Regions from separate parts of the Homo sapiens genome. Here region 1 is linked to region 2. Evidence: read pairs that join two places in POLR2A ChIA-PET (ENCODE). Cell type or tissue: PC-9. All regions are shown on one strand. Links, peaks and the distances in the headings refer to the core of each region. The heading gives the core; the rest is flanking DNA.

The links. Peaks named below come from ENCODE experiments on the same cell type or tissue, not always from the same donor. Only the 100,000 strongest peaks of a DNase experiment are listed, where the experiment ranks them.
Region 1: POLR2A ChIA-PET joins it to region 2 with 6 read pairs; 2 of 35 experiments call an interaction of 5 or more read pairs at or near these places.

What each region holds. Positions count from the first base shown.
Region 1 is chr19:43,306,376-43,313,991 of GRCh38, forward strand. No RefSeq gene overlaps it. Among named protein-coding and RNA genes, the nearest start is that of LINC03078, 21 kb to the right of the region's middle. In PC-9, for the core only: no CTCF peak of the experiment used is centred there; no DNase peak of the experiment used is centred there.
Region 2 is chr19:43,515,627-43,523,242 of GRCh38, forward strand. The region is part of intron 3 of ETHE1 (ETHE1 persulfide dioxygenase); the gene reads right to left. Among named protein-coding and RNA genes, the nearest start is that of ETHE1, 7.8 kb to the right of the region's middle. In PC-9, for the core only: CTCF peaks have their summits at 4,032 (motif pointing left) and 4,235; DNase peaks (open chromatin) are centred at 2,355, 2,625 and 3,955; H3K27ac peaks cover 3,020 bases.

The DNA of each region.
Region 1 (7,616 bases), core at 1,522-6,521, 210 kb before region 2:
TCTATCACAATCAGATGTCCCAAACACAGATTTCTGTCACCTGTGAGTTTGTGTTTGTGTGCAGTGGGCTGCACTGTGTATGCCCTGGGGACAGTGATGTCTGGGTGGGGCTGAGCACTGGGCAGAGGTTTGGAAGCAGAAGAGGGAGGTGCAGGGCAGGAAGATCAATGACAGAGGAGCAGAGAGGGAGCAGGGACAAGTCATCTTTGTTTCTCACTCCCAGGGGACCAAGAATGCAGGACCCTGACCTTAGGGCTCAACACCACACACTGTTGGTGTCCGTGGATGTCACCAGTGCTCGTAATTTCATGTTGCCTTGGCATTCATTTATTAAGGTGTAAGTTTACCTGCTTTATATCAGAGGCAGGGCTTGGTCACCGTGACAGTTCCCAATACTGTACCTGGCCAAATGGCTGCAGTTGGTGGCCAGAGATAAAATCTTAGAGGCATCTCTCCTGCTTAGTGTGCTGGGCTCCCCCTCTACCCAGCTGCTTCCTTTAAACTGACGGTTGTGAAATTTGCCCTGAAATTTAAAGTGACCACCTCTCAGTCACAGCGTGGTCACCTGGCCCCAGTGTTTGCTTGCTTTAAACTCACCCATTAAAGCTTTCTGCTGGAAACCTCAGCTAACGCCTTGGACCCACTAAAGCCATTGGCCTACAGGTCCCTACTTTCCTCTCTGCCTGGACTCCTTGACCTCTGTGTCTATTATCTCTAGGTGTGCCATGTGCTCCTCAGAGTCTGTAAATAGCAAAAAAAAAATTTGTACTTTCACATTGTGGTTGTATCACTATAGCCTCACCTGCCATCTGGTGCCTGACATTGAGGCTGCCCCATGGGACCCATGCTGGTTGAGCCCCTGCTGGAGCTCTTTTCTTGGGGTCTCTGGTGCTGCTGGGGACAGGCACTGTCAGGTGATTTGATGGAGAAATGGAAGAGTTTTATTCAAAACAGTGTGTCAGATGATGTTTTCATGGGCTTCAGCTGCTGTAACAAACACCTTAGTCTGGGTGACTTAAAATTTAGAAATCTATTTCTCATAGTTCTGGAGCCTGGGAAGTCCAAGTTCAAGGTTCCAGCTGATTCAGTCCTGGTGAGGGCTTCCTTGCAGATTCCTGCTCTCTTGCTGTATCTGCACATGGTGCAGGCTTGAAGGTGGGTGGAGAGACAGAAAGAGGTAGAGACCCTTCTCCCATGTTTTCTTCTATTTATAAGGTCATTAACTCTATCATGAAGCCTCCACTTTTATGACTTAGTCTTACTGTAATTATCTCCCAAAAATGCCACCTCCAAATTTCATCACATTAAGGATGAGGGCTTTAACAATTTTGAGGGGGCACATTCTGTCTGGAGCAGGAAAGGTGGGAGCTCCTTCCCCTCCTGTTCATGAGGCCTGACCTTCCCTGGTGAGATAACTTCACATTCAGTCTCATTCTAGGTTGCAGCTCCACAGAGCCTGGGTTCTCCTCTGCTCTTCTGCCCATTCCTGGGTTTTCCTTCTTGCACCACCTTCTCCCTGTGGCCCCACCTGCTCCTGTTCCAGGCAGCTGTCCTTGCGTTGCTGCTCTCTCACCATCTCTGGCCTCACTGGCCTCTGCCTTTTTTTTTCTCAGCCCTGAGGCCAGCTCCATGGGAGGGAGGAAGGGTGAAGCTGGGATGGGTTCTGACCAGGTTGCTGCCCGCTATGGAAGCTTGACAATGAGGGACGCTGTTGTGTCACCATGGAGGAGTCCTTAGGAAAAGGCTATTTCTCAGGGGTGCCTGGATCAAAAGGGGGGTGGCACTTTTAATTTAGCTGGATCTGTGAACTACAGGGACTCTGCTCCATGTCAGCAACCAGCACCTCCAACTTTTGGTTTCTCTCTGTAGCTGATTGTCTTGCCTGTGATAAGATCCTCCTCACAATGACTGATGGTCACAGCCGTGTGTGGAAACTTAATGGAGGGTCTTGAATGCTCACACAGAGTGTCCAGGGAACATGCTTCCTGATGTTGAGAACGGGTGCTCAGTGTCATAAAGATAAACACTGAGACAAAGGATCTCTCAGAAAGGCTAGTTTACTTTCTGCAGAAAGGGTGTCACTCGCTAGCAGTCTTGCCATGACAGCACACACAAACAAAGGAGACAGGGTCATTTATAACCTGACCCGTCCACCCTACTGCTATGTCCAGCTTCTATTGGCTGGAACGGACCTCCCAATTTGTACTTGACTTGATTGGCTAGCAACTTAGAACTTTCCCAAAGAGGCAAAGGCAGAGAATAAAGGAAGAGAGGAATTAACTTGTGGAATGCTGAGAGAGGCAAAAACATTTTCAAGTAGGGAAAGGAATAAGCCTGACCTAATGCTTGCTTGGACTGGTTCAGGCATATCAGGGCAAATATCTAAGCTAAAATGTGGGGTCTAAGAACACAGAGTATATTGATTTCTTTATTATGGCTGGCAGAATTTAAGAATATTAGCACAGGTCTTTGAGAAAATTGTGCTTTTAAGAGAGGTTACTATTTATTTTCAATTAGACTGGGAGGAAAATCCCTTTGAAGAGGACCTCTATTTATTTCATTCTCTACAATTCTCCCCTCTTTTATTTTATAATTACTCTTCAAACTTGTTTAATATGTTTTGACTTAATTGCTCTGTTTGTCCTTTTAAGAGAAGTAATCTTTTTGAATATGGTGGAGAGTTAGGAAACAATTTTGTGAGAGTAGCAGGGACAAGTTTTTGTATAAAGCTTTGAAAACATTTTTATTTATAGTTACCCACCAGAACAACAAAGATTTAAATCTCACAGCTATTTGATTTCGTGCTTTAAATTTATCTGGCACTTCTTGCGGGACCCCAATAGTGTTTATGTAAACCTGAGGATTAAAGGATTTATAAAGAGTTTCTTTGGGCCTGCAGTGTTTTGTTTTTACTTTTTTTTTTTTTAAGGCTGATAAAATGCCAGGGTGAAAGGGATAGCCAATTGGATTAGAGCATAAATACTCCTCCAATTATCTGGCAGAGTGTCCAGTAAAGGTCCTTCACAGTACTAGCATACATTTGCTCAGGGGTGGCTAAGCACAGACTGATGGGCAAGCTCCTGGAAAGGCTTGAGCTTCTTGCATCCTTTTATGCTTCCAAGGAACACCAAATTCTCCACTTGCCATGGGAGGCACGAACTAAACTTGGCATTTAGAGGTGGAAGCTGGATTGCCCTTGGGGGCTGACCCACAGGGTGTCAAGCTTTAGGAAACAGCAGAGAGAGAGCTCAGCATGATGGATTATCCCAAGCAGTGGGATTTTGGTAGGATTTAGCCTGTGGTAGAATCCTCCTCACAATGACTGATGGTCACAGCTGTGTGTGACCATATGGTCCATACCTGGTTGATGAGGAGACCATCCGAGTGGAAAGGGGACAATCTGGGCGTCTGTGCACAAGCATAACAATCACTGTTATTTAAAGTGCAGATGGAATATTTAATCCATTCCAGCCGGGCATTTGCATTTTGATACATTGTCTTAATGGCTAAGGTTTGTTTTAGATCTTTCACCTTTGCAATAGACACCGTAGTTTTATTATAGGTGTAGGAGTAAGTGGGATGGGATCTAAAACTGAGGCTACTGAAGAAGGGGAAGATGGGGAATAATGCATATCTAAAAAATGCATAGGGGGTGTTTCCCATTTAGGTCGATCCCCATACCATAGAAGCAACTAAGAGTAGGTTTAGAGTCAGTTAAGGTGGAGGTGGTGATAGAGAGAAGGACAGTGTTACACTGATAAGGCTGGCAATTAGAAGGCGTAGTCCCTTTAGTGAGGGGTTTTAGATCTGCACAAACCTCTTCCGTGGAAGTCCAACCTTGCACCTGAGTAGTCCATAGGATGTAGTCCCAGCTACTACAAGGTTGCCAGGCTATAGGAGCAGAAAATTGGTGTCTCGGCTGCAGGTATTCACAACCATGAGTGCTAGGAGGAACTATGTCAACTAGAGGGCCGGAGCATAAATATTTGTGTGAAAAAGCTAGCTGTCATTGATCCTTCACATCTTTACAAGGTATGACAGAGCATGCATTAAAGGCAATGGTCTGAGATGAGTCAGACTTAGTTATGTTAATAACAAAAGGAGCTAGTAACAGAATAAGGAAAGGAAAGGAAGCAATATAGAAGGGATATGGAAATTAAGCTTTTGGTTTTTTTTAACTTTAACTTGTTAAGGCTTGATCCCGGTACACTAACCTATGATTCTGATGAGGAAGATGATTTCTTGACTTAAGTATGGTGGGTCCATCTTCTCTTGGCTGTGCGGATGGCAGTCTTGGTGGTCAACTGTACAGGATAAGGGCCTTCCCAGGCGGGCACAAGTTTCCCTTCTTTTTACCCTCTGATGAGAACATGGTCCCTGGGTTAGTGCTGGTGAGCTAGAAATTCTAGCGGTGGTGTCTGTGCTAAGAGATCTTTTATCTTAAGAGAAGAAAAGGTAGCGGAGAGACCAAGTATATAATTTCTGAGGAACTGATCCTTAGTTTCAAACATAGGAACATTAGCTGAGGAATGTAAATAAGGCAATCCATATAACATTTTATATGGAGACAGGCCTGTATCCTTTTGGGGAGCTGTCCTGATCCTTAATAAGGCAATGGGAAGACATTTGGTCCATGGTAAATGAGTTTCTAGAATTAATTTAGTCAGATGATTCTTAAGGGTTTGATTTATTCTTTCTACTTGTCCGGAGGATAAGGGATGCCAGGGAATATGATATTCCCATTTTATGTCTAGCACTTGGGCCAGCTTTTTAATAATATGTGCAGCAAAATGGGTTTCATTGTTTGAGTCAATATTTTCTATTATTCCAAACTTGGGTATAATATGCTCAATTAATGGTTTTACCACATTATTGGCAGTTGCCTCGAAAAGGGGATGGCTTCTACCCAGTGGTTAAGGTAATTAATTATTACTAGCAGGTGTTTTAGCCGACTAATGGGTGGCATTTTAGTATAATCGACTTGGACGTTTTGGAATGGTCTTAACTCCGGAGTTCTTCCTCCGAAAGGCAATTTCCTTTCAGCTTGTTTGTCAGCTTTCTTACAGATGAGACAGCCATTTGTGATCTGCCTGTCTAGAATATAAATGCCAATACACCTAAAGACTCTGAGAATCATGTCACATAGGGCCTGGGGACCCCAGTGAGTCCCTTGATGTAAATGGGATAATACTTCCCTCATAAAGGGTTTAGATAGCATCTCTCTTTGATCTGGAAGTATGCAGCTTTCTTATGAATTTTTTTTTTTTTTTGCTTTGGGATTTCAACTAATTTTTCTTTCCCAGCCAGGGAGAAGATAGGCACAACAGTAGGAGAAGGAAGGTGGGGAGTTAAATGAAAAATGGGCATATCTAAGACTGCAGCCTTTTTGGCCATCTGATCTGCAAGGTTATTCCTTCGGCTCTTAAGGGAAAAATCATGTTGATGTCCAGGAATGTGCATGATGGCTATCTACTTTAGTAGCTGGAGATTATCTAAGACATGACTAATGACTTATGAGCAAGTTCTTGGCCCCTACTATTTATAAGACCTTGTTCAGCCTAAATCTTCCCAAATGTGTGTGCTACCCTAAAGGCATACTTAGAATCTGTGTAGATAGTTTCTATCTGATCCTTTAAATATTTTAAGGCCTGACTGAAGGCAAATAATTTACAAGCTTGAGCAGAATAGCTATTGGGTAACCATCCTGATTTAATTTCTTCGAGTGTCTCTCTATCTACTACTGCATATCCACTGTGTTATTCCCCATTAAACACCCAGGGGGACTTGTCTATGAATAGGTGTTGCCCCGATCTATAGAGGCCTCAGCTAAATCTGGCTGGACTTTTGTATGGTAGTCAATTAAGTTGAGGCACAAGTGTTCTGTCTGTAGCAACGGATTTCCCGTCAAGAACCCTGCAGGGTTGAGTGAGTTATCTGTTGTTATGGTTAAGTCATTTAAATCATCCTTTTTTTTTTAACAGAATAGCCTTATATTTTAAAATTCTGGAATCAGTGGGCCAGCTTCCTGCTTTTTGGCTCAAAATGGTCTTGACTTGATGAGATGTGCTCACGGTCAAATACCCCCCAAAGGTTATTTTTCTACTTTTTTCTACTAATATGGCTGTGGTTGCAATAGATTGAATATACTGGGGCCACCCACTGGCAACAGGATTTAAAATCTTAGACAGAAAAGCTACTGGTTGTCACCGGCCTCCGTGTTCTTGAGTGAGCACCCCTAAGGCTACTCCATTGCTTACATTAACAAAAAGGTGGAAGGGCTTCTTAAGAGAAGGCAGAGCTAAAACTGGAGCAGACATTAGTCTATGCTTCAGTTTATTAATTTGATCTACTTCTTTAGAGGACCACATAAGGGGGTCAGGCCCCTTATTAGCTAACTTTTCATATAATAATTTACTTCTTAATGCATAGGAGTCGATCCATAATCGGCAGTATCTAATTAATCCTACAAACTTTTTAAGTTCTTGTTTGATCCAGGGCAGTGGCAGGGACAGAATTCCTTCTACTCGCTCAGGACCAATTCTTCTTTTGCTGGTGCTAAATGGCCCATGTATTTGACTTCTGGTTCTACATATTGGAGCTTCTCTTTTGAGACTCGTAGCCCTTCAGTGTATAAATGATTTAGAAAATAGATGGTGTACTTATTTACTTTCTCTATATCCTCTCCAGGTATAAGAATATCATCCATGTGTTAAGTAAACATAGCTGTTTTGGGATAGCAGCCCTCTCTATGACTTTCTCTAAGGCATGACTAAAAGGGTTTGGTGAATCTGCAAACCCTTGATACAGAACTGTCCATCTGTATTGTTGCTTCTGCCCACTGTGGGGGTCCTCCCACTCAAAGGCAAACAGGTCAGGCTGTTTTCCACTAAAAGACATGCCCAGAAGTCATCCTCTAAATTTAAGACAGTGAACTACTGATTACTATATGGAATTTTACTTAGAATAGTGTAGGGATGGGCCAGGCGCAATGGCTCATGCCTGTAATCCCAGCACTTTGGGAGGCCGAGGCGGGCAGATCATGAGGTCAAGAGATTGAGAACATCCTGGCCACTTGGTGAAACCCCGTCTCTACTAAAAATACAAAAATTAGCTGGGCATGGTGGTGGGTGCCTGTAATCCCAGCTATTCAGGAGGCTGAGGCAGGAGAATCACTGGAACCTGGGAGGCGGAGGTTGCAGTGAGCCAAGATTGCACCACTACACTCCAGCCTGGTGACACAGTGAGACTCTGTCTCAAAATAAGAAAAGAATAGTGTAGGGATTTGGCATGATTGGGTGAGGAGTCTGCACTATTTCATTAACAGCTTTAAGATCTTGCACTAATCAGTATGACCTGTTAGGTTTCTTGACAGGTAAAATGGGAGTATTATAGGGAGACATGCAAGGCTTGAGGAGCCCATCTTTTGTAAGTCTATTACGGGCTTCAACCCTATCTGCCCTTCCAAGGAGATAGGATACTATTTATTCCTTACAATCTCCCCTGGAGTCTTCAATTTTATTTGGATTGGGGGAATCTGTAACCTCCTTCAGTTTCTTTCTTTTGGCCAGACACCAGGGGAAATTTTGCCATAGTTAGCAAATTTAGTGAGGTTAAGA
Region 2 (7,616 bases), core at 1,798-6,797:
TGCAATGGCATGATCCTGGCTCACTGCAACCTCCCCCTCCTGGGTTCAAGTGATTCTCCTGCCTCAGCCTCTCAAGTAGCTAGGGTTACAGGTGCCCACCACCATGCCCAGATAATTTTTGTATTTTTTAGTAGAGACAGGGTTTCACCATGTTGGTCAGGCTGGTCTCAAGCTCCTGACCTCAGGTGATTCACCCGCCTCAGGCTCCCAAAGTGCTGGGATTACAGGCGTGAGCCACCGTGACCGGCCAATCTATGTTTTTTTTTCATCTGATAATCAAGAAGGCTACTAAGTGATTAACGAATGGGTAACATACTCCTATACAGCACAGATACACTGGACGTAGGGATAATTCATGTCCTGAGTGGGATGGTGTGAGATTTTATCATGCTACTCAGAACGATGTACAATTTAAAACTTACTAATTGTTTATCTCTGGAATTTTCCATTGAATATCTTCACGCTATGGTTGACCACAGATAACTAAAACCACAGAAAGTGAAACCACAGGTAAAGGAGTTGTACTGGATCCAACAAAGTTCTTGGATCCGGAATATATAAAGATCATCTACAAATCAAAATTACTGGGCAGTTTCTACTAAAGCTAAATCTACACATACCCTGTGGCTCAACCCTTGGTATACATGTGGTCCTTGACTTAAGATGGTCTGACTTATGATTTTTTTTTTTTTAACCAGAGTCTCACTCTGTCACCCAGGCTGGAGTGCAGTGGTGCGATCTCGGCTCACTGCAACCTCCGCCTCCCGGGTTCAAGCGATTCTCCTGCCTCAGCCTCCTGAGTAGCTGGGATTACAGGCACTCACCATCACACCTGGCTAATTTTTGTCTTTTTAGTAGAGATGGGGTTTCACCACATTGGCCAGGCTGGTCTCAAACTCCTGACCTCAAATGATCCGCCTGCCTCATCCTCCCAAAATGCTGGGATTACAGGTGTGAGTCAGCCACCATGCCTGGCTTTTTTTTCTTTCTTTTTTTCTTTTTTTTTTTTTTTTTTGAGATAGAGTCTCTCTCTGTCGCCCAGGCTGCGGAGTGCAGTGGCATGATCTCGGCTCACTGCAACCTCGGCCTCCTGGGTTGAAGTGATTCTTGTGTCTCAGCCTTCTGAGTAGCTGGGATAACAGGCACGCATCACTGTGTCTAGCTAATTTTTGTACTGTTATTTAGTAGAGACGAGGTTTCATCATGTTGACCAGGCTGGTCTTGAACTCCTGGCATCAAGCAATCTGCCCACACTAGCCTCCCAAAGTGTTGGGATTACAGGTGTGATGTGCCCGATGACTAACAATTTATTGACTTTACAATAATGTGAAAGTGATACATTTTATTTCTTTTTTTCATTTGTCTTTTTTTTTCTTCAGTAAAGATGGGCTCTCACTATGTTGACCAGCCTGGTCTTGAACTCCTGGCCTCAAGCAATCCTCCCATCTCAGCCTCTCAATGTGCTGGGATTACAGGCATGAGCCACTGCACCAAGCCAAAAGTGATACACTTTCAATAGAAATCATATTCCATGCACCCATACAGCCATTCTGTTTTTCACTTTCAATTCAGTATTCAATAAATTACATGAGATATTCAACACTCTTGTATAAAATACAAGGCTTTGTGTTAGATGAGTTTGCCCAACTGTAGGCTAATGTAAATGTTCTGACCACTTTAAGGTAAAGTAGGCTAACCTATAATGTTCAGTAGGTTAAATGTATTAAATGCGGCCAGGCACGGTGGCTCACGCCTGTAATCCCAGCACTTTGGGAGGCCGAGGCAGGTAGATTACTTGAGGTCAGGAATTTGAGACCAGACTGGTGAACATGGTGAAACCCCATCCATACTAAAAATACAAAAATTAGCCGAAGCCAGGCACGGTGGCTCGCCTAATCGCGACACTTTGGGAGGCCAAGGCAGGTGGATGACCTGAGGTCAGGAGTTCAAGATCAGCCTCGCCAACATGGTGAAACCCCATCTCCACAAAACATACAAATATTAGTCAGGCGTGGTGGTGATGTCTGTAATCCCAGCTACTCGGGAGGCTGAGGCAGGAGAATTGCTTGAACCCAGGAAGCGGAGGCTGCAGTGAGCTGAGATCACGCCACTGCACTCCACCCTGGGTGACAGAGTGAGACTCCGCCTCAAAAAAAAAAAAAAAATTAGCCAAGCATGCCAAGCGTGGTGGCACATGCCTATAGTCCCAGCTACTGGGGAGGCTGAGGCAGTAGAATTGCTTGAACTTGGGAGGCAGAGGTTACAGTGAGCAGAGATCATGCCACTGCATTCCAGCCTGAGTGACAGAGCAACACTCCGTCTCAAAAAAAAAAAACAAAAAACAAAAGTCAATATCCTCAGCTTGGGTGACAGAGCGAGACTGTCTCAAAAAAAAAAGTCAATATCCTGGGGCAAAAGGATATGAAACTGTTCTAGATCCAAAAAGATTTTTGATAAATAAAAAATAATAAATAAATAATAAAAAAGAAAACAAAACAAAAAGAAAAGAAGGAAAAAGAAAACACAAACACACACACAAAAGAGACTAAATAGACATAATGGCCAAACACTAAGCTCAATTGTATCCTGGTTCCTAAAAACAGCCGTAGGCTGGGCACCGTGGCTCACACCTATAATTACAGCACTTTGAGTCACCGAGAGGGGAAGATCATTTGAGCCCAGGAGATTGAGACCAGCCTGGGCAACATGGTGAGATCCTATCTCTACCAAAAAAAGAAAGAAAAAAGAAAAAAAAAGCTGTAAAAATTATTCCTCGGGTAATTGGAGACATCTGAACACAGCTGAATATTTAATAATGATATAAAGTTACTGCATATTGGCCGGGCGTGGTGTCTCACGCCTGTAATCCCAGTACTTTGGGAGGCCGAGACGGGCGGATCACGAGGTCAGGAGATCGAGACCATCCTGGCTAACATGGTGAAACCCCGTCTCTACTAAAAATACAAAAAAAAAAATTAGCTGGGCGTGGTGGTGGGCGTCTGTAGTCCCAGCTACTCGGGAGGCTGAGGCAGGAGAATGGCATGAACCCGGGAGGCGGAGCTTGCAGTGAGCCGAGATCGCACCACTGCACTCCAGCCTGGGCGACAGAGCGAGACTCTTGTCTCAAAAAAAAAAAAAAAAAAAAAAAGTTACTGCATATTTTGTTAGACGTGACAAAGGTTTTGTAAAAGAGGAAGTCTCAAAGTATAGCCTAGAGAACCCTGACATTCTGCAAAATCAAAACGATTTTTGGACTTTTTGCCCATTTTCACTCGCATTCCCCAAAAACATTTGGGGGAGAGGGGCGCGGTTCTAAAAGTTTCATGACCTATAGTGACATAATTGCTCTGATGGCTGATGAAATTTGTGCTTGTTTTTTTTTTTTTTTTTTTTTTTTTTTTTTGAGACAGTCTTGCTCTGTGGCCCAGGCTGGAGTGCAGTGGTGCGATCTCGTCTCACTGCAACCTCTACCTCCTGGGTGTTCAAGTGATTCTCATGCTTCAGCCTCCTGAGTAGCTGGGATTACAGGAGCGTGCCACCATGCCCGGTTAATTTTTGTATTTTTAGTAGGGACGGGGTTTCATCATGTTGGCCAGGCTGATCTCAAACTCCTGACCTCGGGTGATCCGCACACCTCGGCTTCCCAAAGTGCCAGGATTACAGGCGTGAGCCACCGCGCCCGGCCTGTGCTTGTGTATTGTTATATTTTGTACTATTATTTCAATGTAGATTTTAAAAAATTCAAAATAAGAAATTGTGGGTGGGGAACATATAACATCTTGACCTAAAGCAGCCTTCATTGTCCCTGAAACTTGTCGAGTGATTTCCGCAACAGCCCAGCCTGCCTAACCCCAAATTCTTTCAACAAATTCATTCTTCCCTTCCATGATGCATCATGTCTGTGACACATCCCCAGAGCTTTTCTTTCATCTGTTGCCTGCAGCAGCTAAACCTGAAACTACCCCCATCAAAGAAACATAACCCAGAAGGAATCCTGTAAAGCATTCAGCTTGCTGGCCTTGGAGTTCCCACGGCCTACACTGCCCCCTGGTGGCAAGTAAGCTCTCAGCTTCTTTTCCATTTGGTTCCCAAGTTCTTTCCCTTCATTACTCAAAACTATAGTAAACACCTCTTATCTGCCTGGGATACATTTCAAGACCCGGAGTGGATGCCTAAAACCGCAGATAGTACAGAACCCTACACACTATGCTTTTTCCTATACATACGCACCTATGATAGAGTTTAATTTATAAATTAGGCACATTAATAAATCAATAATAACTAATAATAAAATAGAACAATTACAGCAAGGCATGATGGTGCACGTCTGTAGGCCCAGCTACTTGGGAGGCTGAGGCGGGAGGATCACCTTAGCCAGGGTTCAATACCAGCCTGGACAACATAGCGAGACCCCCACCCAAAAAAAAAAAAAAAAGAATAGGTCGGACACAGCAGCTCAAACCTGTAATCTTAGCACTTTGGGAGGTCAAGGCAGGTGGATCACTTGAGGTCAGGAGTTCGAGACCAGCCTGGCCAACATGGTGAAACCCCATCGCTACTAAAAATCTTTTAAAAATCAATTAGCTGGGTGTGGTGGCACTCGCCTGTAAATCCAGCTACTGCTACTCGGGAGGCTGAGGCAAGAGAATCGCTTGAACCCAGGAGGCAGAGGTTGCAGTAAACCAAGATTGTGCCACTGTACGCCAGCCTGGGCAACAGAGTGAGACTCCATCTCAAAAGAAAAAAAGATGAAGTGATGGATGGTTAGAGATGTACACTGTAAAAAAAAATTTTAAGCCTGGTGCAGTGGCTCACTCTAATCCCAGCACTTTGGGAGGCCAAGGAGGGAGGATTGCCTGAGCCCAGGAGGTCGAGGCCAGCCTGGGCAATGTGGCAAAACTCTGTCTTTACAAAAAACACAAAAACTAGCCAGGAGTGGTGGTGCACACCTGTAGTTCCAGCTATTTGGAAGCCTGAGGCAGGAGGATCGCTTGAGCCAGGAGGTTGAGGCTGCAGTGAGCTATGATTGCACCACTGCACTCCAGCCTGGATGACAAAGTGAGACCCTGTCTCAAAAAAAAAAAAAAATTTTTTTTCAGCTTTTCTCTATGCTTGAAATTTTTCATAATAAAATGTTGGAAGAAAAATTACTCGTTTCACAATGTTAAAAGGAGGAAGTATTGAAACCCACACTTGAGCCACATAAGAATCAATGGTGGAGCTTTTAAAACATGCCAATTCCTTGTGTCCACCCAGAACAATTAAATCAGACTCTCTGATTCTAAGGGACCTGGGGGATCAGTGTTTTCAGCAGTACTTCTCTAAGCCAGCATATTTAACAGCAAACCTAACTTTCTGATTCGGCCACCCTGTGGCAGCTAAGATGTTCACTTCTCAATCAGTTTATTAAAAAAAGAAAACTTGGGCCAGGTGCGGTGGCTCACTCCTGTAATCCCTGCATTTTGGGAGGCTGAGGCACGCAGATCACTTGAGGCCAGGTGCTCACGACCAGCCTGGCAGTATGGCGAAACCCCATCTCTAATAAAAACATAAAATTTAGCCAGATGTGGTGGTGCGCACCTGTAATCCCAGCTACTGGAGAGGCTGAGGCAGAAGGATCACCGAAAGGCGGAGGTTGCAGTGAGCCGAGACTGCGCCACTGCACTCTAGCCTGGGTGACAGAGTGAGGCTCTGTCTCAGAAAAAAAAGAATTACTCCTGTTTTGGCGATCCACTGCCTTGTAGCGTCATCATGTATTAAACAGTCCCCTGCTGTGTACTTTGTCCCCTGCCCTACACCCCTGCTGTCTTTTGTGCACATGAGCAAGGGTGTCTCTGGGCTTCACACCTAGAAGGGGAACCTCTGGGTTGGAGATCCTGAAGGCAGCCAGCTAATCCTTGAAACAGCCTCAAGAGGAAGGTGCTGTGATAAACCCTGTGTTTTAGCGCAGGGAACTGAGGCTCCCAGAGGGAGGCAGAGATTGCAGTGAGCCAAGATTGTGCCACTGCACTCCAACCTGGGGGACAGAGTGAGACTCTGTCTCTAAAAAAAAAAAAAAGAAAGAAAGAAAACTCATTCTACAATGAAACCACTTAAATTTGTCCCATCTTTTATGTAAGATGAACAACCAGTTCAAGAAACTGGGAGTTTCTATGAAAATTAAACATTTGTCGACTCAGTGACCCAGAAAATCCAGTCCTTAGAATTCATGACAATGTTCCCTAAGATATTAGCAGAAGAATCTTCATAGCAGCATTATTCGTGGTAGCCAAAAACTGAATAATCAGAAGGAAAATAGGGTGTAGTGGCTCATGCCTGTAATTCACTTTGTACTTTGGGAGGCTGAGGCAAGGAGGATCGCTTGAGCCTAGGAGCCACCACAACCTGCCCATTTTGTAGGGCAAAAATTATGGCCAGTGGACCAAATTTGGCCTGCCATCAGTTTTTGTAAGGCCTGTAAGCTAAGAATCATTTTAACTTTTTTTCACATTGAAAACTATCAAAGTAACATGTAAAAACTAGATGGGGCTCACACCTGTAATCCCAACACTTTGGGAGGCCGAGGCAGGAGGGTTGCTTGAGGCCTGGAGTTTGAGACCAATCTGAGCAACACAGCAAGACTCAGTCTCTACAAAAAATTGTTTAAAAATTAGCTGGGCATGGTGGCACATGCCCATAGTCCCAGCTACTCAGGAGGCTGCGGTAGGAGGATCACTTGAGCCCAGGAGTTGGAGGCTGCAATGAGCTATGCTCACGCCAGTGCATACCAGCTTGGGCAATAGAACAAGAGCCTGTCTCAAACAAATTTAAAAAAAAACCTATATGAAATCCAAATTTTATTTTTTATTTTATTTATTTATTTTTTTTGAAATGGAGTTTTGCTCTTGTCACTCATGCTGGAGTGCAATGGCACCATCTGGGCTCACTGCAACCTCCACCTCCCGGGGGAGGTTCAAGCGATTCCCCTGCCTCAGCCTCCTGAGTAGCTGGGAATACAGGCACACCCCACCACGCCCAGCTTATTTTGTATTTTTAGTAGAGATGGGGTTTCACCATGTTGGTCAGGCTGGTCTCGAACTCCTGACCTCAGGTGATCTACCCACCTCAGCTTCCCAAAGTGCTGGGATTACAGGCATGAGCCTGACCTAAAATCCAAATGTAGAGGCCACAAATAAAGTCTTATTAGAACACAGCCATGCCTATTCATTTATGCAGTGTCTGTGGCTGCTTTCATGCCACAATAAGAGAGCTGAGTAGCTGTCACAGAGACCCTACTACCTGTAAAAACTGAAAATATTTACTATCTGGTCCTTCACAGAAAAAGGTGGCCAACTGCTGCTCTATAGCAATAAGAAGGAAAGAACTCCAAGTATAAACCAACATCATGTAGAGTGGAAAAAAGGCCAGACACAAAAGAGTACACTGTATAAGTCCTGTTTATAATGTCAGAACAGGCAAAACCGGCCTGTGGTTAAATGCATCAGAAGAATGGTGCCTTAGGAGGGCGGTCATTGGCCAGAAAGGGAGGCAAGGAAGACTTCTGGGGTGATGGGCAAGTTCTGTATCGGGATCTGGGTAAGTACTCATACACATGTATAATATGTGGACTCCTTTCA